Linked DNA regions of Mus musculus: all the other regions are linked to region 2. A link is a loop called in an ENCODE intact Hi-C map of the cell type or tissue named here. Cell type or tissue: heart. All regions are shown on one strand.

Region 1 (5,000 bases), 61 kb before region 2:
AACCATCATGGAGAGTATGCTGATGTATGACTGTATAGACTTAAAGATGGAGTGTGTGTGAGATAGAGTGTGTGTGTGGTATGTGTGTGTGTTTGCACAACCGACTGCCATATTGCTCTTCAGTAGGAACTGGAGGCTTTGTGCCCTGTGAGTATATCAGTCCTGTCTAGAATTCTAAGACCTCAGAATATAGGGATGTGCCTGGGCAGCTGTTGTGAGCCAATAAACAACAGCATTGGGTTCCTGTCATGCTCCTCAGCCCTCACCCCACCCCACCCTCACCCTTACCCCACCTTCACCCTCATCCCCAACTCTCATCCCACCCTCACCCCTACCCTCATCCCAACCTCACCCTCATCCCCAACCTTCATCCCGGACCTCACCCTCACCCCCAACGCTCACTCCACCCTCATCCCCACAACTCCTAACAGCATGACAGTTCACTTGAGGACAGGAAGATTCTGACACTTCAAAGGATTCTGACACCCACTGTCTCTAACCCTTCGTCTCTCTTATAAGGGGCCTGGCCCATCTGCCAGGTCTTATGCTCTTTTCTTGCTGTCTTTCCCAGTTTCCCTCAAGCCTTGGAGGAAGTGATATAGATTTCCCAGTTGTGACTGGGCACTCTACAAACGGTGCCTTGGTTGCCTTTTTTTAAAGATCCTATCTCCAAATAAAGTGTTAGGGCTCAGTGTATTGATATGGTTCAGTTATGAGGACACACTGGGATCCTGGACACTGGTGCTAGACCACTAGAGCAGTCTCTGGGAGGAGAGAGTGTCACCTGGGGAGCCATGGGAAGCTACATTCCACCCTGTGACTAACCCTGGATTTTCCAGTTCCAGGTCCTCCTGCCGGTGTCAAGGCGGCGGCAGCCTCGGCCTCCATGGTCTTCGTGTCCTGGCTGCCCCCGCTGAAGCTGAACGGCATCATTCGGAAGTACACAGTGTTCTGCTCCCATCCCTACCCTACCGTAAGTGGCGAATAACCAATAGCTTTCCCAGCATCTCCCAGGACCTCGCTGAGGATGCTCTTCCCTCGCCTCCCTCCCACTCGGCCTTCTTGGTGTTTTTTTCTTGTCATGTTGTCTCCACATGCAGAGCAAAGTCCTCATTTGCACCTCCCTCCAGAAGACTCCTGCTTTATTACGCGGGGCGCGGGCACTCGCCTAGAGCCCTTGTTTATCTGGCAGCTTCCCAGGCACTGCCAGCGGCTTAATCAAACTCCGAGTGCACAGGCCGTAATTGTGCCTTAATTGATAGTCAGTGGACAGCACCTATTGATTGCACTGCTAGGCTCCGCATTAAATGTCCTCCTTTCCTCCCTCCTTCTCCCCCACATGCTCCAGCCCACCCTCCTTCTCTGCCCTAACCCACACTGAGAAAGTACTATAGCGCTACCCCTGCTGCGCAAGGCAGTGGGGATCTGTGCCCTCTACAATAGCGGACTCAGCCTAGTAAAGGCGCCGAGGTCAGAATACACACCATTTAAAACTGGGCTATTTATTATCATTACTGTTTATGATGCTGGATAATAACTATCAACTTAAACTTTCCATGGGCAGATAACAAGGCATATCAGAAAAAGAGGGAATTTTGGAGAAAGGAAAATATAAAAAGAACGATTTGGATTTACAATGTTTTCACAAAGATTTTAAGGCACTGTCAAAATGAAGGAATCGTGCCTAATCCGTCTTTGTATCTATCTCCTGTTCCTGGCATAAAACTTAAAAACATGTAGAAGGCTATGGAAGTGGTTCAGCTGTGTTTTTGTGCAAGCGGGGGGGGGGGGTGAGATTTGGTCCCCAACACACACACACACACACACACACACACACACACACACAAATAATCCCAGCTCTGGAGAGGCAGAAATAGCCATATCTTTGAAACTTAGTGGGCATCCAGTCTGGCTGAGTACATGTGCTACTGTGTAGGGTTTCTATTGATATATACTGTGAGCAAAAGCAACTTGGGGAGGGAAAATGACTTCAACCTGTGCATCAGGCCTTATTTGTGCTGCCACTATCTCTGAGTTCATATGTGCATCGGACTTGTTGTGTCTGGAACACTGTTTTCTTAGAGTTGTCTACCCCTCTGGCTCTTACAGTCGTTCTTCTTCCTGTCCCACAAAGATCTCTGAGCCCTGAAGGAAGGAATTTGATAAAGACAGTCCACTTAGGGCAGAGGGCTCCAAAGTGGAGCACTCTCTGCACACTGTCCAGTTGTGAATCTCTGTGTTGATTATTATTTAGCTGGGTAATGTTCGACTTGCTTCTCTTGCAGAAGTCTCAGGTTCGAATCTTAGCATCCACATAGCAGCCCAAATACCCTGTGACTCAAGTTCCAGAGGATCTGCTGTCCTCTTCTGGCCTCCAAGGGCACCAAGTAGACAGGTGGTGCACAGGCATGCATGCATGCAAAACGCATCATCAGGATGTTTAACCTGAGGGAGGTTGAACATTGCAGTGACCTGTGGGTATAAAATATGTCATCAGGAGTGGTTTCATTGCTGTGTTGATTTTGCAGAAAAGTAGTTGGTTTTTCCAGGACCATGACATATCTAATCGCATGTTATCGGCCTCATTAACAGTATCAGGTGTGGGTTCCATCTCAATGAGTGGTTTGTTAATTCGGTGATATTTGTTCCACTATTACCTCAGTGGGCATACCTCGCAGGCAGATTGCTATTGTAGCTCACAGAGTATATAACCGGGTGAGAGTTATGATTCTTTTCTCCTCCAGGAGCATTCTTAGCAGCTTCCAGCACTGTGGATGCCGGAGTGTTCATTTTCTTTTTGAGACAGGAACATTTCTGCTATGTGTATTAATGGACAGCAGAGGGCAGCACAAGTTCTGGTCATTTTTCTTGTGCCTCAGTCTGGTGTTTTCATGCCCCCACCCCTTGAAATGATTTCATAGTTGAATGTAGAACATGGGAAGATAAATCAGGACATGGTGTGCCCTCTAATTTGATCTTCTTTTATGAGTCCCTTGGCGTAGCTCCTCGGCAATGTGTCCCCTGCCCCCCAAGTTCCCTAGCACAACTGTTCTTACTAAGACCTCCTTAAAAAGAGGTGTTTGTTCTCCAGTACACATAACACCTATTTAACAATAGGCAGCTATATCACTTTATCACTTTATTCTCCCAGTTCAGATCTGCGAAAGACAACATCACTAAAGACCTTGGATGTAGCCAGACATGTCGCATTAGCTGTAAATTAACCAGATTTGTTCTTCGGCTGTTTAAAAGCAGATCTAATAAAACATTCATCCACCTCAAAAAGTCCAGGAAATGCACTGAGACACCAGCTTTCCAACCAGAGAGAATGACAACACAGCCCCCAAGTTCATGTAATCAGAACCTCAGGATACCAGCTAGACGACAACAACAACAAACAAACAAACAACAATAACAATAACTCAACACTATTATGAACAATAAAAACCCAGAGAATTGTGATAACTTTTAAAAGTCTTATATTAGGGGCTAGAGTAGTGGCTCCCTGGTTAAGAGCACTTGCTTCTCCTGCAGAGGTCTCAGGTTCGACTCTTAGCACCCGAGTAACAGCCCACAAACACCTGTGACTCAAATTTCAGAGGATCTGATGTCTTCTTCTGGCCTCCAAGGGCACCAAGTAGGCAGGAGGTACTATTTCCTGAAGCTAAGTCCACATTTTTATATATAACCCTGACAACTATTTAAAGAATTATTGTATTAATTATTATATTAATTCCCTGAGAATTGTGCATAATGTATTTTGATCATATTTGCTCCCCAACCTAACTCCTTCCAGATCTATTCACTTCCTCCCTGCCCACTCAACTTCCTGACCTCTTTTTAAAAAATCCATTGAGTCCAATTTGTGCTCAGATACTCCTGGGTGTGGGCCCAGCCCCTAGAGTGTGATCTACCTACCAGGGACCACGCCTTTAACAAAAAATGTCTCTCCTTTTCCCAGCAGCTATTACCTATTGTCACTAGCTCCTCAGATGCAGATGGGACTTTGTGCTAGGATGTTGTCTGGTTTAAGTTGCATGCTGTCCCAAATGCTGCAAATTCGTATGAACAAATGTCAGGTCACGTCAAGAAAACGTGGTTTCATTACAATTATCTACTACCCCTGCCTGTTAAAGTCTTTCTGCTTTCCTTTCCATAATGATCCAGCCTTGGGAAGACTGAGTGTAGCATAGATATCCCATTTATGGCTGGGCATTTTGCAGTATCTCATTCTCTACACAACATCCAGTTTGTGGGTCTCTGTGTTAATCAACATTTACTGCAAGGAGACATTCCTCTGAGGAAGGTTGAGAGATTTGCTAATCTACAAGTACCACAATAAGTTATTAGGAATCAGTATAATACTATGCTTATTTATCAGAACAAGAGCAGTAGGTAGGTACTTCCCTAGGGCATATGACATATCTAGCCACAGGATCTTGGCACCTCCAGCCGTGAGTTCCATCTTGTATAGCACTGGTTTTCTAAATACTAACATCCTGAGCAAGAGGCCACCTGTATGCCACTTCCAATATGGCAGACCCAGCTCAACCTCATTGCCCCACCATTCCTGTTTCCTGGGGTTGTTAATATTCTAACCACACTCTTATCTTCCAACTAGAATCCAGACTTAGGTTTGATTACTTCTCTACCGATCCTTATCAGATTGGCTGATTCCTCTGTTTAACAAATGCAGGAAGGAATAGAACACCACCCTACACCACGCACTGAGCCAGGCTCTGGACTCATGCCTCAGCAGAAGCTGAAATACGCTGCGTGCAGCCAGGCTGTGCATTAGCAGCCTGTGCCAGCAAATGGCTTTCCTCTCTCATGCTCAGGGACACTGTGAGTTGGTATCAACTTAGCTCTATGCTCCATTCACTCGAGAAAATACCCAGGCAGGACTTATAACAGAAGAAACAAATTACAGAAAAATTGATGAGGGGGATTAAATGGTTCTCCAGAAATCACTGGCCAGATATCACTTAGAGTCTTACCCA
Region 2 (5,000 bases):
ACCACTGAGAATAGATGTTACTACATAAAGGACATGTGGGAACTAAAGCAGGCTTATACAACACACAGGTCAATATACATGAATGTGTGTACAAATACATATATCATATACATATCATGAGTTCTCATATCTACTCCTTTTTTGTCCGTAGATTCAACTCCCCCATACACCACACCCTAACAATACAATATAATAACTGATTTCCTAGCATTTACATTATACTGACTTTTAATTCACATAGAAATGATTTTTAAAAAACACATAGGAAGATGTGAGTAGGTTATATCCAAATAATGATAAAAAGCTTAAAACATACATTGAATCCTTATTACTACAACCCTGAATATATACTCTGTCACCCAGAATGGTACGAGAGTGTGCAGGAAGAAAATAGCTCCTGTGGGCAGGGTGATCCCATGATCCAATGCACCATAAACCCTGGATAAACGTTTGCTACTTAAGTAGGGAAATGATTGACTGTTATGCATGGGAAGGCCACTGAGGTCTCCGTGCATAGCTGAGGCCTCATCTCTGAGACCTGAGGACGGATAGCAGATGATTAAAGGAAGACTAATCCAGTGAGCATACAACACATGACATGCTTTGTAACCAACCTGTTACCCACACAATCCTCTCTGATCCTGAATTTGGGATAATTAAAATAATTTGATTCAATGGGCAGAAAACTTAATGCAGAATTAGACCCAGAGTTGAAAGGTCAGGAGTTATTTATACCCCTGTCCTCTAACTCATTGGCTGCTTGGCAAGCATGCTGCTTAATCACTAAGTTGTATTTATATTAGAGGCTTGGGAGGTTGGCAAAGAATCTTCCATGCAGGGGCAGAAAAATCCCTAGATAAGCAAAGTTACCATCGAGCAAAATCCAAGTATTTATATCGCTGTTGGAAGCGACCACATCAAGTTCAATTCAGATACAAAATAAGGGTTGCTAAAACCTGGTTATTTTTTTTTTTTTTTAAAGTGTGTCAGATATCCTTGCCTTCCCACATCCTGACACGATTCTAACCCTGGGACACCTGCGTAGCACAGAGCAGAACTGTGGCCTGCGGCTCAGAAAACTGGTACCATGACCTATATTTTCAACATTTATCAGGCCACTGCTAGCTCTGTCCTCATCCAGGGGGACTTGGGATAATGAATAGAATTAACTTGAAAAGAGTTGCAGCTCTGAATAGAAATTTTCCAAATAGGGAGGTCTCGGTGGGGAAGGAAGACCTGAACTCCACACTGAGAAACGAGCTTTCTAAGGCACGGAACCCGGGTGAGAAACTTGGAGACTTGAGAAGAGAGTTAGGGACTTTGAGTCTGCCCTAGCCCGGGCATCTATTCCGAGAGAGCACCCAAAATCCTCAACAAGTGTGGCTGCAATTTGAAACCCAAGGAATAAAAAATGAGATTCCTCAAAACTTACATAAGGGGCTGGGTAATTTTCTAGAAAAGACTCATTAGCATTTAAATAACAAGCTGTACTATTTAAGCTCCACTTATCAAGTCAATAGTGCCTGGAAGACATTTAGACTCCTACCCATGACACTGTTTTTCTCTCTGTGGAGGACCTCTCTGGAATGTTCCTCTTCCCTGGGAAAACTCGCAATTATCATTCACACCTTGTTGTGCACAGGGCTCCAACACTTTGGCATAGCTCGTTTGCATTCACATCAAAGACAGAAACTATCTTCTAATAAGGCCGCCTTCTATGGAATTTTTGCAAGAGATGAAATGTGCCCTTAAAAAAAAAAATCAATGTAGCCAAAAGCATGCAGCAGCACTGGGTCTTTTGATGACCCAGAGAATCTTAAAAATATTGATTTGGCCATCTTCTTTATGTTCCTCTCCTAAATCCTAGAATGATAGATTAGTTCAAAGACCAATAACTAGAAATCTGCAAAGGGGAAAATCTTCCACTTGCAAAGAAAGGCTTTTCCCTGATGCCCCGTGTCAGCATTTCATGTTCCAGTGGCAATTATGGACAAGCCACGGTCCTGTGCACACCCAACTACAGACCCAGACAGCCAGGATCAGGCCACATCTGGTCAAGTAAGACACAGTGCCTGAGCAGACGGGCAGAAGAGCTGTGTCATGCCTAAACTGCCATTGTTCATCCGTGAAGCGACTCCAGGCTAAGTACCAATCCCAACAATTACTGTGAGCCAGCCGTATAGACAGCTCTAAAGACAGACCCTTGCATCTACTCTGAAGAGACATCCGAGTTCACAGAAGTATGCAATTGGGCATAAGCAGCCATATCCAAAGTTGGGTCTCAGTTTGTTCCTTTGAAATAGCTGCACCAGTGCTGATCACAAAGTGGCCAGACTATGCCATTCTAAAAAGCAGAAAATTCAGAAGTAGAAAAGTCCCTTCCAGGACCCTGAACTACTTTCATTTGGAGTCCCAGAAAAATCACTCTAAGGAACAGAACACCTCCCCTGGTCCATGGAATTTCAGGAAAGGTAATACTCTGGCCTGCTCCAGGGCCCAACACACGTTGCTACTAATATGTCCCTTTTCTTAGTTCACCAGTGTTGAGCTAAGACCACACTACCCTATTCACCTGTTGACCTGAGTTCCAGACTTAAAGAAGATACAAGGCTCTGGCAGTAGCCCACATACACGTAGACCTTGACATTTTTCATAGACAGTTGACACATGCTATCCAGATATCATTTAGCTATTTGTTGTTCATATTAAATAGTCCATCCAAGTCTTCATCAAAGTTCCCATGATACTCATCAAGAGACATACTGTCACATGCTGAGAGGATGTTGGGACAGAAAAAAAAATGTGTTATTTTTGTCTCCAGGGGCTTCAGCTTAAATAACTGGATGGAAAGTACTGACTGAACTTAGAAGTAAACTTGAAACAAGGCTTCAACAGCCTTTGGCCATCCTGTACTCAGACACAATTCTTGGTTCTCCCTGCAGGGGGCAACCTCCTCCTGTATCTCTCTCTTCATAAGTCCAACAGTCTTATAGCATAGGGACCCACCCTATCCCCCCTGTGACCTCCTCATGACTGATTATGTATGCAATGACTGTTTTTTTTTCCAAATGAGATCATGTTCTATGATCCTGGAGTCAAGATGAGGGATATAACATGAGGTGGAGTGGGGAGCAGCGAGTAGATCAGTCTGCACCAGGGTAAATGAACCTCAGAAAGGAAATCTTGTTCAAACACATTTGGTCAAGTTTCCTTGTCTTATGGGAGGTATTGATATTTAAAAAGTTTGAATGGATGTTTTGGCCATTGTTAATGGCCACAAACAATGTTCTGATCTGAAGCTTCCAAACACAAACGGGGTATTCTTATGCTTATGGGATTTTTTAAAAATACTTAACTATCTGGCAAACTTAGTAAGTAGGTCATGAGGGAGATGACAGCTGCTTGCTCTGCTTGACCCCTGAAGACAGATACACAATACCCCTTATTTGTTGCAGATCCCACCACCAGGAGGAATGCAAAGGCTGGACCCACAGCGAGAAACCGGTACGCCAGCCAGTGGACGCTCAACAGACCCCATCCTACCATCTCTGCACACACCCTCACCACAGACTGGAGACTGCCTACACCCAGGGCTACAGGATCCGTGGACAAGGAGAGCGACAGCTACAGCGTCAGCCCATCACAAGACACAGGTGGGCAGTGCATGCTCCCTTCTTGGTCATAGCAGGGCTTCCCAGGCTCCGTGAGGAGGGAAGCCTGTGAAACCTCCTGCCTAACTTCTCTCATGAAGGTCACTTTCAAATGACAACCGTTTCTCTGAGAGTTCCCAGGCCAAGTGTTCGGCCTTCCCTGTGTGCAAGGCCTTACTGAGTTCTGCAGGATTGAGCAGAAATGCATCTCTCTCTTTTGCAGGTGTCTTGAATCTCCCACCCATTCTGCTCTCTCTCCCTGTAGTTCCTACCCAACAGAGAGAAAGAAGCACTCATACATCTCACCCACACAATGGCAGTAATTGCCGATTGTGCTCTGAGGGCGTCTGACCCACTCCCACCTCCAGGACTAAGAGCCTGAACTTCACATCCTTCCACAACAAGGTCACAGCACCCCTATAAGGAACACAGGCTGATCCTTCTGGCAATTAATCAGGTTGATTATAAGATAAACAAGCCACCAGGCTGCTGGTGTCAACCACTGAGGCTTCACTTCTGCGCATGACCTCCTCTAAGCTCTGAAAAGCTATATCTGAATCTAGTAGCTACAGAAAAATTTAATGCTCATTTTTTTTTCCTCTTCACAACACACTTCAAAAACAGGGCTCCAAAGGTGGCATGTCACTGTGGGGATTTATTTTTAATGTCCGTTATTTCTCTTAGAAGGTTCTCAGAGGTGACTTCAAAACTTTTCTGTAGATTTGAAACACAGAGACAACTTTGACTGAGGTGACATGGCCTTGTTGTAAGGCCTGTTTGCACTGGGTTTTGTCCTATTTTCTCGTTCCCATCAAGATTGGTAACAGCAAAGGATGAAACCTGGAGATCAGGGACTGTTCTGCCTTGTGAAAAAGTCAGTCTTCACTCTGTGTGTGTGTGTGTGGCGTATGTGTGATGTGTATGTGGTGTGTGTGTGTAAGTGTGTGATGTGTATGTATATGTGTGTGCATGGTGTGTGTATATATGTATGGTGTGTGTGGTATATGTGTAAGTGTGTGTGTGTGTGGTGTGTGTATGTGTGTGTGGTATTTATAAATGTATGAGGTATGTGTATATTATGTGGTGTATGTGTGGTGTGTGGGGTGTGCGTGTGTGTGTATGTGTGTGATGTATGTATGTATTGTGTGGTGTGTGTATGTATGTGTGGTGTGGGAGAGCACACACACATGTGGGCACTTGAACACATCCATTCATATGTACACACAAAGGCCAGAATTTGACATTGTCTTCTTCAATCACCCACATCTTACTTTTTGAGATAGGGCCTCTCACGGGCCCTGGAACTCACTAATTCAGCTAAACTGGTACCAGAAAGCCCCAGGGATTGAT
Region 3 (5,000 bases), 78 kb after region 2:
AGGGTAGTGTGGGTAAAAGGCTTAAGGTTAAATTTTCCTGAAGGCTGAGAACCTTGAAGGGGGCAAGAATAACTACCTACACATACACACACACACAGAGACAAAGACAGACAGAGACAAAGACAGACAGAGACATACAGACAGATGAAGGGAGGAGGGTACTGAAAATAGTTTGAGGGCAGAGGTAGCAGAATCTTCAATAAAAATAAATAACTAAAACCAGATAAATGTAGTCCTAGAAGAAGCAGAGACAACTTGGGGCAAGACAGAATGCCCCTGTGTGCAGAGAAATGTCCTCCCCAGAGAGCAGAGTCTACCAGGAAAGAAAACAGTGTTCTTGAAACACTGGAAGTTCACTCCTGCCAACCAGGAAGAAGAGAGTCAATGTTCCTGGGAGATTTCCAAGGAACCAAGGGAAAAGGGTGATGGTTTAAGTCCCTTCAGCCAAGCAATGAGAGACACAGGAATACATTTACATTATAGATTTTGCCCTCTTCCCTGAGGGTCATTTCTCCCTCTCTAGTAATCCCTAGATGTCGCCAGTTGTGCCCAGCCCAGCCCTGGAGAGCTCTCCATTTCTCAAGAGCATATTCATGTTTTCACAAATATGAGCCTCACGGTGACACATGGTGTGATTCCTTCCTGCTCTCTTCTACCTTCCTCAAAGATTCACATCTTCAGCTTCTCATTGGAATGTACCTTCTGGGAAAGTAGAGCCCAGTGTCTCCACATCCCAAGGACTTGGATCTGAGAAGGCAAATTGGCCACACCACCCTGCCTCACCCTCCTTGGCCCTTGTGGGGCTGCCTGCCCTTCAAAGTAGGGAAACAACTTTCAGTTGACTGAAAACTAAGTGTCCATTCCGGTCTTAAGAGATTGCTTTCTTCTGAGTTGTGAAAAACATGATGTAAACACAGCATATGCTCTGAAGGCTCTAGAATTCTTGGAACCTCCGAGTGTTGGCTCAAAATGCCCACACATCTCCCTCGCCATATGTCTTGGGTTAGTGTCGCCCAGAAGGAAACCTTGAGGCAAGGTTTTGCATGCAAGTGATTTGCTTGAAAGGCTGAGGGAGCATCTGGGGTGGGTGAAGTGTGGACATGAGTCAGGGAAGGAAGGAAGGAAGGTTGAAGAAGACTGGATCTTTGAGCAGACAACTTTGTGCAATGAAGGACTGCTCCCGCCAAGGATCTCTGGAGTCTCAGAGATGCTAATGATCAAGAGAGCTGGGTATTCATCTTCCGAGTCAAATCAGGCAGCAACCAGGAACTGAGCTACCAGTAATGCTAGTAACTTCCGGTTGCCCTGTGTGCAGGACATGGGGAGCATTGATACAATTGGATGCTCATGTTCTGGAGAGATATGGGCAGCTGTGAGCACATCTGCAGGAAACGTCACAGTACCAGTGAGAATCTGAAGAACTCATACCACAGATGTGCACCTATAAACCTTGTGACAGAGACTGCACTTTGTTCCTCTAGCTTCATCCTTTTGGGTGCCCCTCACCTTGTCCTCCCGAACCTGGAACTAAACAGAATGGCAATCCATCTAAACACGGGGGAAAGCTAGAACCCTAAGGATGGCTGAAGAAGGCTGTTCTGCCTCTGACCCACAACACGTCTGTAAAAGGCATCCCTTGAGGCTATTGAAGTAAAGGGTCCTTCTTGATAATGCCACTGTTACTCTGGGTCCAGGTTAATGTGCTGAGCTTAAATCTTAGCCATCTACCTTTCAACACACTCATAGAAGCTGTGCCCTGGAATACTAATGGGACAAGCCACCTTCTGATCTTCCCTCTGTTTCTGTTCCCAGGGAGTTTAAGCAATGTTCTTGGAACACCCTAGGAGCATGCCTAGAGTTTCCATCTCTGATGGAAAGCCGTAGATGGGTCTCATCAGCCTGGCAGAGTGAGTCCCTAGCAGAAGAAGTATTGACCCTACTGGACATCCTAGTAGGGCTTAGACTCAGCCATGGGCAAGCCATGTGTCTGACTGGCATCTTTATAAAATGCAGGGTTTAGTGAGGCCCTTGGAGGTCATTTCAGGTCTATAAACATGAATCATAGAAGGAGCTCAGTGAGGAGGATGGGGTGACAGAGGGAAGGGGAGCTGGAGTCAGTGTTGATTCTTCAGAAGGGAGCTTCCCACTGCCTCTCCTCATCTTGACAATCACAGAAGCTGAGCCCAGCAACCCCATGAAGAGCTCCACAGAGCTCCTTCACTGCCGCATACTTACAACGGTTATGAGTCAGTACTCCCCAACCCCGAGTCTTCTGCACCACTGTACTACCACCCCATGACCTCGGGAGCATGGAGAGGGCTGCACCCCTCCTCTAGGAGCTGGACTGTCCTGGGGAGGCAGGTGCTGCAGGAACAGCAGCAGCAGCAATGTAGGCGGAAACACACCCTACATCCACTCCTCCCCGAAGCTCTCAGCTCTGCAGTGGCAGAGATAACCACACCACAGCCCTGCTTATCAGCTTGGCTCAGCACCCTGATTGTGCAGGGGCTGCTGACTTGGTGGCGGGCAAGCCACACAAAATAGGCTGAGCTCCATCAAGCCGGAGAAAATTAGTGTTGACAGCCAGGGCTGGCTACAGGCCATCTCTGGAGCTCTCCTGCCACGATCTGGTCAAGCAGCTGCAGATGCCTCTGGCTTGTTGTAGCCATCGGCATCTCCTGAAGGGCTCCCAGCAGACTGTGGGGTGGTAATGCGGCTACGACTCCCCTCCTCAGAGATGAGGGCTGGTAAGACAGGGTCTGAGGTCACATGACTGGGGCCAGTTTTAATGCCAAGCAGATAAGTAATGACTACCCCCCATCCTAACCATTTGTTCGTCTGAGTAACTCATGTTCCCCCCTTTCAGGAGACCCCTCACTAGCTGAGCTGAAACATGATTAACACTAGTGTTAAAAGTGATCATTGCATCAAGACACAAAGGATAGGACACAACGCCACTGTTCGTATCCTGTTGTAAGGAAGTGACATACACCCAGTAGCTTCAAATAACACAAACTCACAGCTACTATTCTAGGGGGATAACTCTTAGTCTATAAGGCAGACTCAAGTTTAAGCAGGGATGGTTTCTCCCGGAGGCACTGAGATGATCCATCTTCTTGCCTCTCCCAGATTCTAGACACCAGCTGCAGTCCTCGGCTCATGTCTTCTTCCACAACCTCAAAGCTCATCCTGTTAACATCACTATTATCATCCGAGCTCCTTTCCCAACATGCATCCTCCTGGTTCCTCATAGAAAGACCCTATGATGCTGTGGAGTCTTTTCACCTCAAAATCCTGATTTTAGTCATATCCCGAAAGCACCCCCAACACAGACAGGAACATATTCACCAATCTTGGGGATTAAGGTGGCTCTAATTCTATTCTACCAATGAGATTTGGAGGCTGTAAATTCCAAACAGTGTGAATCACAGAAGGATGCATCAAGTTACACTCTGTCAGTCATAGAAGGATACATCAAGGGTACACCCACCAGACACAGAAGAATTCAAAGAGTCTTCTATATGGACAGGAACCATCCACAGGAAGCCACGTCCATGCTCAATGCCTCAAGTAGAGTTAAGAACGGAGTTCAAAGTCTTGAGGCTGAGAAATCTAACTTATGAAGGAGTCAGCCTCTTCCTTCAAGCTGTGTGACCTTGTATGCTCTTTATCATCTCTGAGCCTCCATTTCCTCGCCAATAAAATGGGGACACTGTATATTCCATGAGACAATCAACACATGTCAAGTGTGTATCAACTTACTACAACCTGACTTACAGAAATTACTCCGCACAGATGGCCCATTTAGTCTCTGCCTCTGGTGGTCAGATGTTCATTTCACATGAAGAGAGAGAGAGAGAGAGAGAGAGAGAGAGAGAGAGAGAGACTGAGGCCAGAGGAGGCTGACAACAATAGTTGCTGAAGCCTGGTTCCACTGTTCTCATATTCTAGGTGTCCACAGTAAGGCTGATGAATAGAGGGAAGGGGCAACCTTGTTCTCAGAAGAAGAATACGTGCAGAAGGCAGTGTGCAGGACCTCAGGATTGGAGCACAGAGATCCCTGCCAAGGCAGCCACAGCTTCCAGACATGCTTAGTCTCTAGGGAGAAAACATAGGGAAGCATAGACATGTGCCCGAGTTCTGCCATCTATCCCTAATATCTATGTTTATCCATTGCAAATAGGATGTCAAGAAAATGCATACTATGGGGACTTTGCACAACCTTCTTCAGACAGAAGACAGAAGGATACTGGCTGCTGTGACCTCGGATAAGCCAATGTTTTCCTTGGCTGGTTCCTAGAGGAAAGCACAGGCTGTTTCCCTATCATTTTGCCTCTCCCATCAGATATGAGGGAGAGAACAATGCCAGTACAGAGCTCACCACGCTAACTCATTCACTCACTACTGTTGGCAGTGCTAGCGAGAGAACCTAAACCTCATGCAGACCAGGCAAGCCTGTTACCACTGAGCTACATACCCAGCCATCTTCACTCTTGCTAAAGTGTGAAGTGTTTAAAGAGCATCCCAACCAATAAAACAAATGTCCCTGACCTTGTGTAGAAGGGACAAGAATGAATCAAAGTATCTCACCAAAGCTTGTGAAGCTACAATCAGCGCCATCAAGGGGAATATCCCATGGATGGAGTCTGCAAAAGAGGAGCTGGGACAGATGTGAAGGGGGACAGGGGTGAAAGAAACCAGTTTCATCTGACCCAGGTCATCCAGACAGATTACATCTCCCAGCTGTCCTTTCAAGCTGGAGAGGCTGTTCGTTAGCTATTAGAACCGACGTATGTTGTTGCAGATCTGACCCCTCACAAACCTTACATATGGAAAATAGAGTTGACCCGAGGTCCCTGGCATTATCTCTGTTTCAAACAAACCATAAATTTCTCCCATGAACAGGTACTCAGAGCTGGAAGTTACTCTCTCCCACAAGTCAGTTTTACCTCATCCACCTCAGGAAGAAGAGTATCGGATCTGAACCAGAGAAGGGTGTG
Region 4 (5,000 bases), 220 kb after region 2:
TCCTGTGAGCACACTAGCTATCATGTATTCCTGTGATCACACTGGCTATCATGTATTCCCATGAACACACTTGCTACATGCATTCCTGTGAGCACACTGGCTATCATGCATTCCTGTGAGCACACCAGCTATCATGTATTCTTGTGAACACACTGGCTACCATGCATTCCTGTGAACACACTGGCTATCATGCATTCCTGTGAACACACCAGCTACCATGTATTCCTGTGATCACACTGGCTATCATGCATTCCTGTGAGCACACTAGCTATCATGTATTCCTGTGATCACACTGGCTATCATGTATTCCCATGAACACACTTGCTACATGCATTCCTGTGAGCACACTGGCTATCATGCATTCCTGTGAGCACACCAGCTATCATGTATTCTTGTGAACACACTGGCTACCATGCATTCCTGTGAACACACTGGCTATCATGCATTCCTGTGAACACACCAGCTACCATGTATTCCTGTGATCACACTGGCTATCATGCATTCCTGTGAGCACACTAGTTATCATGTATTCCTGTGATCACACTGGCTATCATGTATTCCCATGAACACACTTGCTACATGCATTCCTGTGAGCACACCAGCTACTGTGTATTCCTGTGATCACACTGGCTATCATGCATTCCTGTGAACACATCTGCCACCATGTATTCCTGTGAACACACCAGCTACCATGTATTCCTGTGATCACACTGGCTATCATGCATTCCTGTGGACACACCAGCTACCATGTATTCCTGTGATCACACTGGCTATCATGTATTCCTGTGAACACATCTGCTATCATGTATTCCTGTGAACACACTGGCTGTCATGTATTCCTGTGAACACATCTGCTATCATGTATTCCTGTGAGCACACTGGCTATCATGCATTCCTGTGAACACACCAGCTACTGTGTATTCCTGTGAACACACCTGCTACTATGTATTCCTGTGAACACACCAGCTACTGTGTATTCCTGTGAACACACTGTTTATCATGTATTCCTGTGAACACACTGGCTACCATGTATTCCTGTGATCACACTGGCTATCATGCATTCCTGTGAGCACACTGGCTATCATGTATTCCTGTGAGCACACTGGCTATCATGCATTCCTGTGAGCACACTGGCTATCATGTATTCCTGTGAACACACCAGCTACTGTGTATTCCTGTGATCACACTGGCTACCATGTATTTCTGTGAACACACCAGCTATCATGTATTCCTGTGATCACACTGGCTACCATGTATTCCTGTGAACATACCAGCTATCATGTATTCCTGTAAACACACCTGCTACTATGTATTCCTGGGAACACACTGGTTATCATGTATTCCTGTGAACACACCAGCTATCATGTATTCCTGTGAACACACTGGCTACCATGTATTCCTGTAAACACATCAGCTATCATGTATTCCTGTGAACACACCAGCTATCATGTATTCCTGTGAACACACCTGCTACTATGTATTCCTGGGAACACACTGGCTATCATGTATTCCTGGGAACACACTGGCTATCATGTATTCCTGTGAACACACCAGCTATCATGTATTCCTGTGAACACACTGGCTATCATGCATTCCTGTGATCACACCAGCTACTGTGTATTCCTGTGAATCTGGACTCAGTTCCCTCAAAAGTATTTGCAGCCACTGTGAATGGTTATGGAAATGGGAGAAATTTTTCATTCTTCTCTTCTCAGTGCTGGGACAAGCCACTGAATGCACCTAATTTTTCTACTAGAACAATACCACATACCTTATAGGCATCTGTCTGGCTTGGCTTGCTGTCCTGCAACAACTCTCAAGTCCAAGTGCAACTTCTGCAGGTGCCTGACTTAATGTAGGCAGGACCACTGCCAACAGTCACAGTGTACAGTGTCCTCTTGTGGAGAGAGTTGCAAATGTCAGGTGATCAGGGGACAGTTCACCTACCTATATTGGTCTCTGTTATTCTACAAGTAGGGTTACTTTATAAATTTGTAATTGGCATGTTTTTCAGAGTATTCTATATCAGTACTTATTGAGTGCTATAAACACTCACACCCTGTTGCCCCCTGCTTCTGACTTACCTTTCCATTTTACCTTTCTTACCTTATTTCATTTTGATAAGTAGATTCTGAAAAATAAAGAGGGAGAGAAAGTCCCATTAGCAAAATGAGGATAGGGGTTCTAAAAATAAATTCTCACTGATTTTTTAATTGACTCCCTGACTTTGAAAATCCTCGCTTAGACCCAGTTTGTATGCAAAGCGACCCTGCACTGAGTTACTAAATGATTAAGCCCAAAGAAAATAGGTTCAGTATCAGAAAAATAAATACTCTATAGGTACTTGAAAGATAGTAGATGCCGCCCTGTATAACTAGTGAATACTAATTGACTTTGATAGCCAAGATTTTACAAGTTCCATCACCAAGAAACGTTCTAAGTAACAGAGCCAGTCACTTGTTTGGAGACCGCATCAGGGTGTAGATCTGAGTTCATTGCACAGCACATAAGCTTATACAGTCTTTGAACCAATCTCAAGACCCTAAATCGTTGGCCAGTCCTGTCTCGCCACACCATAACTGGTTGCTCACTGCATGCCAGCCCAGCAGAACCATATTCTCAAAGCATACTCTCATCTGACTTAGACACCAGTGTTATGGTACCTTGACAAAGAAGGAACCTTAAGTTTCTACATCTGAGTTCCTTAATGCTAGAACCATTTTCAATCAGGTTCGCATACAAGTTCACGTACAAGTAGTGTCAATTCAGACCATTGCCACACATTACACATACACACACATGTGGGGATGTGGAGGTCAACCTTGTGAAGGAAAAAGTGGGATGGAAAGCGAGGCACCAGAGGCTCCTGCTACTCCTTGAAAAGATTCCAGATCTGCCACGCACAGCATTAGATCTAAGATGGCTCCAAGAACACAGCATTAGATCTAAGATAGCTCCAAGAACACCAGTGAGACAGCAAAAAGGAACAAAAGCCAGGGTGGTGGCTGCTTCTCCGTCTTCACAGAAGTCATAATACAGAAGTCCTAACATGAAAGTTCTAACAGGTGAAGATGCTCCCCTCACTCCTTCTGAGTAACCCCATCAGGCAGGGCTTTCATTGGACACAGTGACTGTGTGGCTAGATATGATTTCCTAATGATTTAGGGTCTTGGGATGGGTTCAAATGCTGTATATAAACTTATGTGCTGTGCAATAAACTCAGATCTGCACCCCAATGCTGGTCTCCAAAGTCTCTGTTGCCTCTCATGGGCCTTTCACCTTGAAGTTACATTGTCAGAAGCCGACATAGGACAAGCTAAAAACTAGCAAGTGATCTTCCTGAGATGATCCACCTTGGATTAATAATCCATGGTGGATTTGCTCTGATAGGCAAGGCCTAGGAGAAAATCATTCTAGGAAAGATTCCTGCTATTAATATGCTTTTCCTGTTATTATTAAACATATATAACAATCACTAGGTATTAGCCTACCCTTTTGAGCAGATCTCTGCAGAAAAACAAAGATGCTACAAGATGTCTTGTAGTGGTGCTATATAGACAGCTTCTTAATTCTTAATGATGATCCTATAAGAACATCTAAAATCATATCAGTATTTATTAAGCTCTTTTATAGTGGGACTTCTATTAGGTCCTTTCTGACCTGCTATTAGGTCAAAACTGCTTTGAGGACTCTGCCAGTCTTCCTGTGTCACCAGTTAATTACTTCTGAAATAGTGAGCAGGCATCTACTACTCAGAGCACATTCCAAAAGGTTGTAAAGCCACTAACCAAATGTCATAAAAAGGGAACTAACAATTTATTATAGGTGCTAGGACAGAAGAATTTTGACTAGGTTTATCTGTACAAAACTTCACTAAGAAGTTAGTTATGTTTTTAAACTCTCCATGAACCTGTGGAGCTCAGACAGATGATGGATGTTTAGCCAGATAATTACTCCTAATGGATATGCATGTAAACATTCTCTGTTGTAAATTTCTATTTCAATTTATGATTTGAACTTATGCGTAATCTTGTGATGAACTTGCATGATATCTGGCATGTCTCACTGAGAGAAAGATCAATAGAAAAGAGTCAGTAGCTCACACCTGGTGCACACACTAAGTGATCACAAACTTAACAATGCAAGACAAGTGACAGACACCCAAACATTGAAACTCTGTTCTTAACAAAAAATAATTTAACGGCAGAAAGCATTCAAATCAGAGAAAAAGACATAGATTCAGCACTTAGAATGTTCTGAGCTGCCACATGTCAAATCATGCTTTCGAACTCAAGTTTCAAACTGTCAAACTCTAAGACAAACCATCCACCATTCTAAACCTGACCACCAAACCAGCAGCTTCCACACCGCTGGGGGTGTCTCTGCAGACTCAGTCCCAAACCCACAATGGAACATTTAGAATACCTCAGAATAGGAAACTGCCCTGAGGCGTGTTCCAACCGATGTTATTCTAGAAAAGCTGTTGCATGCTAAATGACACATCACCACAGCTGCCTGTCCTTACAAATAAGGACGGGAGTCCAGTAACCCAGGCCATCACAAAAGTCTGAGTCATCACTTTCTCAGGTATGGGAACAGCCTGGTCTCTGAGAGGAGTTCAGCAGGTCATAGTGCAGTGGTTCTCAACTACATTCATGCATACACACATATATACACATACAATTACACACATGCATATGTGTCCTGTGAACCTTTACTCAGGTCCTCATGTTGTGGTGACCCCAACCACACAATTATTTTCATAGCTACTACATGACTGTAATCTTGCTACTGTATGAATCCTAATGTAAACATCTGATATGCAGGATATCTGATATGTGACGCCCCCCTCAAGGGGTCGTAACCCAAAGGTTGAGAAGCACTGCCCTAGAGGAAGGGCCCTCTCTTCTCTGCACCCTGTGGTTGCTTTCTAAGACTGAAGGCCTCATTGCTTGGTTTCAGTTCTGTTTTGTGATGTTGCCATTACCTCTGCCCCAGCT
Region 5 (5,000 bases), 250 kb after region 2:
TGTTCTGTGATTGAAAGTCCACCATGGAACCCGTCTTTCAAGGGAAACTGAATCTGGTTTCCCTGGCCGGCGTCATGCACATTTGTCTCAGGATAAACTATCCCTTCCTCCCTTTGCAACTAGATAGAGATCCTTTTGTCTGCGGATCTCATTTCCCTGCAGAGCGTTTGTAACACCTCCCCGCAGGCGTCTCAGCAGCACCAGGAGGAAGGAGCCTGGATAGAGGTCCCCTCCTGCCAGCCCCTAGAAGTCCAAGTGTGCACTGTGAACCCCACTCCTGCCAGCCCCCAGAGAAATGAACACGGACTGCAGCCTGGAGTCCTTCCTGGAAGACTGAGCATGGACCGTGACCTCCTCCTTCCAACCCCCATGAGACCCTCTCTCTCAGAGATGCTCCTATTCCAGAAAACACTACCTAGGGATCTTTACAAACATGTCTGAAGGTCTGCTGTCCTGAGGCACTGTGTGCGTTTGAGAGATTTGCGTCAATTCTACGTTTGAGCACAAAGAGAAACTTTTCATGATATTTTTGGCCCTTGCTATTTTAAATTGACAAAGTTCAAATCTGCATAACACATATTCATGAAGCAATTCAGATGCCAGGGAGGTTTTAAAGGAAAGTGGTGGGGTTGCGGGGGACTGGGAAGCCCCAGGAAACCAGGACTGGCCTCAGATGGATGTGGGCATGCTAGGTGGTCAGGGAAAGAAAGCTGGACTGAGGAAACGGCCAGTCAGTCCTTGGGCAGAGGGAATAATGTGCATCAGGTAGCCTGTAATGACAGGAGGACTGGGATCCTGTGACATAAAGAGGTCAGAAGGTCCTGAATGCAGGGGCAGAGCTGGGGTGGTCTCAGATGTGAGCACAGAAGGTCCCAGAAGGTCTGGCTAGGCTTGGTTTTTATATTCAGCTATACAAAGGCACAGGGGGAAATCCATGAGAAGCTTGGGACTGGGAAAGGACCTCAGAGGTGTCTAAGTTCTTAGAAGGAACTCTTTCGTCCCTCAGCTCTGGGACACGAGTGTGCCTATGAAAGTGTGAGTAACAAGCATTCTTTTTGAGCTCTTTGATGATTCTGCTCCAACATCATGGCGGTTCCCTCATTAACTGAGGCATTAAATAAAACCTTCAGCACGTGTTTCACTACAGACTTTCAAGACAGCCGCCATTTTATCTTTATTTTTTCTCCTGAGGAATTTATTTATTTATTACATGTAAGTACACTGTAGCTATCCTCAGATACTCCAGAAGAGGGAGTCAGATCTCATTACGGATGGTTGTAAGCCACCATGTGGTTGCTGGGATTTAAACTTCGGACCTTCGGAAGAGCAGTCCGGTGCTCTTACCCACTGAGCCATCTCACCAGCCCCAAGGAATTTATTTATACGACCACTGGAGATGTTTTTGTTTTTAAAAATTATGAAATAATTGAGCCAATGTTCAACTCTATCCTGCCACCAGAAATACCAATTTTTTTAAAGTTTGCATTTTATTCTATATGTATGAGGGTTTGCCTAGATGTTTGTATGTTGTTATGGTTTGGTCCAGGAACAATGACAACTATTAGGAGGTATGGTCTTATTGGAGTAGGTGTGGTACTGTAGGCGTGGGCTTTAAGACCCTCATCCTAGCTGCCTGGAAACCAGTTTTCTCCTAGCAGCCTTCAGATGAAGATGTAGAACTCTCAGCTCCTCCTGCACCATACCTGCCTAGATGCTGCCCTGCTCCTGCCTTGAAGATTATGGACTGAACCTCTGAACCTGTAAGCCAGCCCCAATTAAATGTTGTCCTTATAAGAGTTGCCTTGGTCATGGTGTCAGCTCACAGCAGTAAAGATCTTAACTAGGACATACGTGTACTACATGCCTGCAGCACCCACAGAGACCGGAAGATGGTGGCAGATCCCTTGGACTGGAATTGTGGGTGGTTGTAAACTCTCTTGAGAATTCCAGAAACCAAATCGTGTTACTCTACAAGAGCAGCAAGTGTTCCTAACCACTGAGCTGTCTCTCCAGCCCCCAGAAATAGAAATTGTATAATGGGTTCAATGTCACACAAAGGAGAAACTGAGAATCCTCTATAAACTCACCATCCCACATAAATAAGCTTTATGAATTTTTAATGAGAAGCTTTAATTATTTTTCTTATTAAAGATGTGATTCACGCTTACTACAGGAAATAAGAAAATACAGGAAAGCAAAAGGAAGAAGTTATTTTTATGTTTTGTTTTATATTTATTGTGTGTATCTGTCTCATAGGTCAGAGACAATTTGCAGAGGTCACTTCTCGGCTTCTACCAAGTGGGTCCTGGGGCTCTAACTCAAGTCCTTGAGTTTAGCAGAAGCCTTTTACCCACTGAGACTCATCACTGGCCCCAAAAGGAGGAAATTTATGAAATAGAATATGGCTGAGACCACCACACTATGGCAAACACTATGGATAACCCAGCATATATCTGTTTTAAAATGTAAAAGTGTAGCAACTTAGTAACCAGTTTCTAACTCTTTAATATATTATAATCCAGGGGCTGGAGAGATGGCTCAGCAGTTAGCACTGGCTGCTCTTCTAGAGGACCCAGGGACCCAGGTTCAATTGCTGGCAGCTCACAAACATTTAGTCCAAAAGGTATCTGATGCCACTCTCCCCTTTACTTTTATTTTGAGATAAATTCCAAGTTTCCCAGACTCCCTTAAACTCATCCTGTAGTCCTGGCCAGGCCCTGGACTTGGATTCAGCCTGCCTCAGCCAGCTGAGTAACTGGAATTACACATCAGCACCCAGCCAGGCCCTAAGGAGTCATTCTTAATGATTAAGCATATTCTGCCCTCTGGAGGCAGCATGAGGAATACGTTCCACCTTCTGGCCTTCCCCTCCACGCCCCACCCCCGCTCCTCCACGTGCTGACCTCACAGAGTTCTAATACTCGCCACGCCCAGCTTGCTTACGGCTTTTATTAGTGTAAGCAACGAACACTGTAAGAAGTGAATCAGAGAGGAAGGTACATGGAGTGACTTCTTCAGGGTCAATTCTGGGGAAAATGCAGTTGGCGCTATAAGGTTAAACGAAAGCTCAGTGGTCGGCAGGAGTCAGGGAAAGAGCTGAATCGGTAACGTGTGTGTGTGTGTGTGTGTGTGTGTGTGTGTGTGTGTGTGTGTGTGTGTGTGTGTGTGTGTGTGTGCGCGCGCGCGTTCGTGTGTTAAAATAGGGGCTTCCTGCTCCATGTGAGGGTGTGATTTGAATGCATGTCACAATACAAGTGTTTGTCCAAACACAGAGTGTCTCACAGCCAGAATGAGCCCTACAGTAAAACCCAGGTGAGTCTTATTTCTTGCCGGTTCTTCTTGAGGCAGCAGAGAAGGAAGCGACTTTGTCTTACAGAATATTTAGGGTTGCTGTAAATAATAAAACGTTTACTTATCTAATTTACTATGCTACTGTAGCTGACCTGCCTTCTGTGTTCTTCTGAGGCCAGAAACTTCAGTCTCTGGCACTTAGCACCTCATCCTAAAACAGCAGAAGATTAAGTAAAGGATTAATTGCTAGAGCCTTTTCCCTATTGTCCAGATGCCTCTTGCTTGTCAGGCTAGGGGGAAGTTTGGAACCTTAAACTGCTATTGAACCAGAAGAAGAGGATGCCACTTGCAGAAGGAAAAACTTTTACATAAGCAAATATGTATAATCTCACATAAAATCACATACAGGTTCACCCATGTGCATTTATACATTTCTATTCAGATCAGATGGGCTCAGCTTGCATGCATTCACACAATTACACACACACACACACATCCATACTTACATATGCATATGGAGAAAAAGACCAAACACTGATGCAGAAAGAACTCATTCTGGATGAAAAATGAGCTCCAATCTTTATTACATTGCAAAAGAAAAAGCTTCTACCCTTTTATTACTAAGTGAATTTAACCCAAGTTTGTAAGAAGAAAGTTTTGTTCTTTTAATAAGACTAAGTCTGCCTTGTTATCAACAAAAGACCTTTTCTGTCCCATGGTAAGGAGGAGCCTGCCTGCTCCTTCTGCTCTCTGCAGCTTCTTCTTTTTTCCTCTTTCCCTCTGCATTCTGCACGTTGCTCTCTTAGTTTTTTATGTTACCTATAGTTTCTAAGCTATTCCACTCTGCATCCTCCTTCTAATCTTGCTCTCTCCTCCTGCTCTGGTGCCAAAATAATGCTCTAACTCTCAATCCCTTTTCTGTGAAAGCTATGCCTATACTTGAAAGTTCTTCTTAAGTTCAGCTCTGTCTAAAAAATTCTCCTCAGCTCAGTTCTAACTCTTCTCTTTTGTCTTCAGCACTTATACATCTTTCAGAATATATGATCACATGTTAAAAAGTTCCTCACAAGTTCGCACATCAAATCATAAACTGAAATAGAAGTTTACAACAGAGAATGTCTACATGCATATCCATTAGGAGTAATTATCTGGCTAAACATCCCACACCTGTCTCAGCTCCACAGGTTCACTGAGAGTTAAAAAACATAACTAAGTTATTAGTGAAGTTTCATGTTCATGTTCAATATTTTATCTTCTGTCCTAGCACCTATAATAAATCACTAGTTCCCTTTTTATGACCTTTGGTTAATAGTTTTACAACCTCTTGGAATGTGCTCTGAGTAGTAGAAAGTCTGGTTACTATCTAGAAGCAATTAACTAGTGACATATGGGAGACTGGTAGAGTTCTCATTTCTGTTTTGACTATCAGAAAAGGACCTAAATGGAGTCTTAGTATAAAGACCTTAATAAATACTGATATAATTTTAGGAATTCTTATAGGATCATCATTAAGAATTAAGAAGTCATCTATTTGTCTAAACAGCATCACTATAAGACAGTAATACATCTTTGTAGTTCTGCAGAGATCTGCTCAAAAGGGGTGGGCTAATACCTAGTGATTGTTATATATGTTTACTAATAACAGGAAAAGTATATTAATAGCAGGAATCTTAACCTAAAATGGTTTTCTCCTGGGCCTTGCCTACCGG

The links. A loop is a pair of places that touch in the nucleus more often than their neighbours do. Peaks named below come from ENCODE experiments on the same cell type or tissue, not always from the same donor. Only the 100,000 strongest peaks of a DNase experiment are listed, where the experiment ranks them.
Region 1: a loop joins it to region 2, with 2.1 times the contacts of the local background. A loop is called at or near these places in 8 of 42 quality-filtered maps.
Region 3: a loop joins it to region 2, with 2.1 times the contacts of the local background. A loop is called at or near these places in 4 of 42 quality-filtered maps.
Region 4: a loop joins it to region 2, with 2.1 times the contacts of the local background. A loop is called at or near these places in 3 of 42 quality-filtered maps.
Region 5: it touches region 2 in a loop (4-fold over the local background); 15 of 42 quality-filtered maps call a loop at or near these places.

The regions. Positions count from the first base shown.
Region 1 is chr16:96,669,638-96,674,637 of GRCm38, reverse strand. It overlaps Dscam (DS cell adhesion molecule), which reads left to right. Exons shown (of 33, transcript NM_031174.4): 20 at 840-973. Among named protein-coding and RNA genes, the nearest start is that of Gm32509, 47 kb to the left of the region's middle. In heart, CTCF peaks have their summits at 2,633 and 2,836 (motif pointing right); no DNase peak of the experiment used is centred here; H3K27me3 peaks cover 250 bases.
Region 2 is chr16:96,608,945-96,613,944 of GRCm38, reverse strand. It overlaps Dscam (DS cell adhesion molecule), which reads left to right. Exons shown (of 33, transcript NM_031174.4): 31 at 3,456-3,653. Among named protein-coding and RNA genes, the nearest start is that of Gm32509, 110 kb to the left of the region's middle. In heart, a CTCF peak has its summit at 2,928 (motif pointing right); no DNase peak of the experiment used is centred here; H3K27ac peaks cover 251 bases.
Region 3 is chr16:96,531,435-96,536,434 of GRCm38, reverse strand. No RefSeq gene overlaps it. Among named protein-coding and RNA genes, the nearest start is that of Pcp4, 66 kb to the right of the region's middle. In heart, a CTCF peak has its summit at 2,595; a DNase peak (open chromatin) is centred at 2,554; H3K4me3 peaks cover 611 bases; H3K27ac peaks cover 346 bases; H3K27me3 peaks cover 2,446 bases.
Region 4 is chr16:96,388,151-96,393,150 of GRCm38, reverse strand. Igsf5 (immunoglobulin superfamily, member 5) reads right to left here. Exons shown (of 9, transcript NM_001177887.1): 6 at 2,107-2,131. Among named protein-coding and RNA genes, the nearest start is that of Igsf5, 29 kb to the right of the region's middle. In heart, a CTCF peak has its summit at 1,903 (motif pointing left); no DNase peak of the experiment used is centred here.
Region 5 is chr16:96,355,970-96,360,969 of GRCm38, reverse strand. No RefSeq gene overlaps it. Among named protein-coding and RNA genes, the nearest start is that of Igsf5, 3.3 kb to the left of the region's middle. In heart, a CTCF peak has its summit at 2,819 (motif pointing left); a DNase peak (open chromatin) is centred at 2,869; H3K4me3 peaks cover 613 bases; H3K27ac peaks cover 408 bases; H3K27me3 peaks cover 367 bases.